2 separate regions of the Homo sapiens genome follow, and region 1 is linked to region 2. A link is a loop called in an ENCODE intact Hi-C map of the cell type or tissue named here. Cell type or tissue: GM12878. All regions are shown on one strand.

Region 1 (2,500 bases), 290 kb after region 2:
GCTCCACCCAGTTCGAGCTTCCCAGCTGCTTTGTTTACCTACTCAAGCCTCAGCAATGGCAGACGTCCCTCCCCCAGCCTTGTTGCTGCCTTGCAGTTCAATCTCAGACTGCTGTGCTAGCAGTGAGCAAGGATCCGTGGGCGTGGGACCCTCCAAGCCAGGCGCAGGATATAATCTCCTTGTGTGCTGTTTGCTAAGACTGTTGGAAAAGTGCAGTATTAGGGTGGGAGTGTCCTAATTTTCCAGGTACTGTCTGTCATGGCTTCCCTTGGCTAGGAAAGGGAATTCTCCTACCCGTTGCACTTCCCGGGTGAGGTGATGCCCTGCCCTGCTTCAGCTCACAATCCGTGAACTGCACCCACTGTCTGACAAACCCCAGTGAGATGAACCTGGTACCTCAGTTGGAAATGCAGAAATCACCCATCTTCTGCATCACTCAAGCTGGGAGCTGCAGACTGGAGCTGTTCCTATTCGGCCATCTTGAAACTGCTCTATATTTACCTTTTAAAATTCTTGTTTCTTTTTTTCTCAGACGTTAGATATGAGTTCTAAATTTCTTTTCAAATAATTAATATGTCAGTATGTTCAATTCTTTGCTTTCTACTTTTAAACTTAACTTCCTCGTAAAGCAACCTTTTTCGATTACCTACTCCACCCTGACTCATTCAAATTACCTACTCCACCCTGACTCATTCCAATCACCTGTGCCACCTTAACTCATTCTGATCACCTGCTCCACCCTAACTCATTCAGATTACCTGCTACCTGCTCTGCCCTGACTCCCGCCAAAGCACTCAACCCAACATTCTCTTTAAATTAGCCAATCTGAATTTAGCCTGTGCAGGCTAACCCTAGCCAATAGGAGAATGACACAGCAGCAGGGGCCACATGCGTCAGGGATAAGAACCCCTTCCCCTCCCTTGTCCAAGTGTGCGCTCACCATTGCTCCATCTGTAAGGGCATACCCTTTTATAGAAGTAACTTGCCTTGCTGAGAATTAAAAATAAAATTTTATATTTGAGTGCTATTACTTTTGCTGCACTGAAACTTTATATATAACAATTTAGGGGCTGCCTGTGATTACATTCCCCTCTAGGGACGTTCTCTGGTTCTCTCTTGTGAGGAGGCACACCCCGCCCCCTTGTGGCAGCCTCAGGGGTGAGAAATCAAGACCCACCCAGTGTGAGGAATAACCTGGGCTCTCAGCAACGTGGGGGCAGGGGACTGGCCAGCAACCTAGCTTAAAGGATCCTCACATAGTGTGGCAACAACTCTGTGCACAGACCAAGGAAGGAGAAGCTGTGGGAGCTGGTAAAATATTTCCTTGGTGGTCAGGACCAAGGTAAGAAAGTTGCAGTGGGGCGGGGGCGGTGAAGTACTCCTTGGTCGGGGTGGCTTAGAAGTTAAAAAGTGGTGAGACATCCCCATTGTGGGGGATTGAACCTCACACAAATCTCCAGTAGTAGAAATGGCAAGAAACTTCCAGTGGGGAAATTGAGCCTCACCCCAAAATGCAAGAAATTTCCAGTGGGGACATTGAGCCTCACCCCAAAAAGGCAAGAAATTTCCAGTGGGGGAAATTTAGCCTCACCCCAAAAGGCAAGAAATTTCCAGTGGGGAAATTGAGCCTTACCCCAAAATGCAAGAAATTTCCAGTGGGGACATTGAGCCTCACCCCAAAAGGTGAGAAATTCCCAGTAAGGGAAATTGAACCTTGAACCTTACCCCAAAACCATCAAGATGAGAAATACCCCAAGCAAGACAGGGAGCAAGGAGGATAAAGATGGTAACAAAGATATCCCCCCGGATAGCCCCCTAGGTCTCATGCTAAAACACTGGAAGGATAATGAAGGGACTAAAAGAAAAAAGGAAAAAGCAACAAATGATACAATATTGCTGTTTTACTTGAACTCAGGGACCCATCCTCAAACCCTCAATCTTCTGGCTAAAGTTTAGGTCGAATGAGCATGTAATGTGTCAGCTTCTAATCCGATATGTTAATGATAAAAGTCCAGTGTCTCAAGAAGAACTAGGCTATGGAGACAAGGACCTGCCCTCCTTTTTCCCTTAAAAACAAATAGGGAAGAACCCAATCTGGCACCTCAAAATGAAAAGTCAGAGGAGCCAGCTCTCACGCCTAAACATTCCAGCGCATGAGATCCTCTAGACTATCTTCCCCCATTCAGTGTCCCCAATCTTTCCCCTCAGACAGCCACTGACACCTCAGATCCCATTCCAAATCCCCCTCTACTCATGTTATCCCTCCTCCTTATAACCCTGACTCTTGGGAATTACCATTCCATCAGTCTGTTCCCTCCCGACCTAAATACCCCTGTCTAAAAGGACTCCAGTATGAGGTAGAACGATGTAAAAAAGATATTCAGAATTTCCCATTTCCCTCTGTACCTAAGGGGTTAGCCCTGATCCTCTTACCTTTGAAAGAGGTACCACAAGGAGGGTGGGGGGAGGGGGGAAGGGGGCATTGGATTTGTAAATGCTA
Region 2 (2,500 bases):
GGAGGCTGAGGTGGGAGGATTGCTTGAGCCCAAAAGTTCAAGGTTACAGTCAGCTATGATTGCAATGCTGCTCTGCAGCCAGGGCAATGAAGGGAGACCCTGTCTTTAAAATAATAATAATAATGATAATCATTAAAAAAAAAAAAAAATCTTGGAAGCAATGCGAGAGAAATGACACCTTACCAAACCATGGATACCAAAAGGAAGTGGCACAACTTTTTTCAAGGGCTTACAGAAAATAGCTTTCACCTGGGTGCAGCGGCTCACACCTGTAATCCCAGCACTTTGGGAGGCCAAGGCAGGCGGATCACCTGAGGTGAGGAGTTCAAGACCAGACTGACCAACATGGTGAAACCCTGTCTCTACTAAAAATACAAAAATTAGCCATGCGTGGTGGCATGCATGCACCTGTAATCCCAGCTACTTGGGAGGCTGAGGCAGGAGAATTGCTTGAACTCAGGAGGCAAAGGTTGCAGTGAGCAGAGATTGCCCCATTGCACTACAGCCTGGGCCACAGAGTGAGACTCTGTCTCAAAAAAAAAAAAAAAACTTTCAACTCAGAATCTTACATCCTGTGAAAGCATCCCTCCAAAATGACATTCCATGGCCACATAGGTTTGAAAACCATGTTCTAGACTAACCAGTTCATTTTCTAGATAGCACAACTGAGATTATTCAAAGAACATACAGGATTTTTCCAAGATCACATTGCAGTCCCTTGAACACTGTTGGAAATCTCTGAAATTTGCAAAGCTGAGAGACCAAAAAAAAAAAAAAATCTTTCATCAGTGTTGCTGGAATAATCTCCAACCTGTAAATGTAGAAGCAAATCTTGAGAACCTGAGTCCCAGAAAGAGACAACACAAGGTGCAAGGGTATGTCCCAGCAACAGCCCTGTGACATGAGTGGCATTTGTACCTCCTGGTTTATAGGAGTGGAGGAGACACAGAGAGACGAGTAACCAACAAGGTCACACAGGAAGACAAAGAGCTAACATTCAAACCCAGGTCTGCTAGACACCAAAGCTCAGGCTCTGGGCCTCATTGTTACATACCTCATGGCCATTCTCAGCCTTTCTGTGTGTCTCTATGCATTGCTCCAGCATATGAACTACAAGGACCCAGAGGATGCAAACAATGGGCTCCTATGTCAATGCCTGGGCTGACCCATACAGGCCATTTGTAAAGAAAATGCAAACAGTGTTGCCATGTTTTCATGGTACCAAGCATTAGGAATTTGGGTTTGTTTTAACATCCATTGTTCTATATCTGAAATCTGATGTAAAATGCCTTGGGAAAGTTAGAAAGATGAAGAAGGCAGGAATGGTTAGAGGAGGGAAAGGACAGAGGAAATAGTTTACAATGTATGGACATATTCGTCTTAGCACCTCAAACTTACACTCACATCCCCCAAGAACTACACAGAACTTTCTGCCATGGAAGCCACTCACTGATCATGACTCTCATCACAGCCCACCTTTAATTAAAAGTGAAGCTGTATGAGTCAGCCAGCAGATGGCAAAATGAGGAACCAAGGAACATATGACTAAGGTCAAACATTAGCTGGTGTCATTTCATAAATGAAGTGGGCCTCTTTCCTAAAGCTTTTTCCAAGTATCATCTGCAAATGTTCCAGTTGGGTGCTACAACATGCAGAGGCCACCCTGTCTCATCGTCTTGTCTTCACCACCCACCCTTCTCTTTCAAAGGCAGTATGATCAGACACAGTAGACGGGGGGCCTATCCTACCAAATCCCACCTGGCCCTGGATGCTGCAGCTTAGGGCATCCAAGAGCCCACCAGGGCAAGCCTGCACTGTACCTTCTTTCTCTGGGTTGTCAGTGGCAGGCCACTCTGCTCAGGCCTGCCAAGTGAGGGTGGTACACTGGGCAAATCAACTTTCTGGTAGAAGCACAGGAACATCTGGCCCCAACACTCTTCTCTCCCTCTGCCTACCCCACAGTAATCCTCAGAACCTAGAGACCTAATGACAACTCTCCAAACTTCATTCTAAAGTCAGGAACAAGAATTGGAAACCTCATCACAAGTCAGAAGATTGAGACATGCTTAAGGTTACTACCTATGTGTTCAGATTAGCAAGGACAGGAGCACACTGTAGGTACCAACCGCTTATCCATGGAAGGCTGCTCCTGAGCTGCACTGGGCTGCATGTTATATTTGTGTGCCTGTTGTCTACAAACACTCCTATCCCATCAGAAGTACACAAGGGTTTGTCAGATGACTTACTGGCCACGAGTGAATCAATGAATTCTTCTCAGGAAGAGAACCAGTTTGCCTTTTAAAAATGCTGACAGTGAAACCCAAGTGAGGAAACTCACCTGCTGCACCCAGCGTGCAGCCCACACTCCTTCAGTGGTCCTTTAGGAGTTGGAACCAATCTAGTTTCCCAGCCTCTTCTCCCATGACTTCACTCTACGAATGCGTCTGCTCCAGCCACGAACCTTCTCTGGGCTCCTCGAATGTACCTAACCCTTTCAGGC

Evidence for each region. Hi-C counts contacts between places; a loop is a spot of excess contacts. Peaks named below come from ENCODE experiments on the same cell type or tissue, not always from the same donor. Only the 100,000 strongest peaks of a DNase experiment are listed, where the experiment ranks them.
Region 1: it touches region 2 in a loop (3.0-fold over the local background); 2 of 110 quality-filtered maps call a loop at or near these places.

The regions. Positions count from the first base shown.
Region 1 is chrX:149,824,475-149,826,974 of GRCh38, forward strand. LINC00850 (long intergenic non-protein coding RNA 850) reads left to right here and starts at 1,234. Exons shown (of 3, transcript NR_109813.1): 1 at 1,234-1,342. In GM12878, a CTCF peak has its summit at 1,153 (motif pointing left); no DNase peak of the experiment used is centred here.
Region 2 is chrX:149,530,190-149,532,689 of GRCh38, forward strand. All of the region lies in intron 7 of EOLA1-DT (EOLA1 divergent transcript), which reads right to left. Among named protein-coding and RNA genes, the nearest start is that of EOLA1-DT, 8.3 kb to the right of the region's middle. In GM12878, a CTCF peak has its summit at 1,512 (motif pointing right); a DNase peak (open chromatin) is centred at 1,542; H3K27ac peaks cover 286 bases.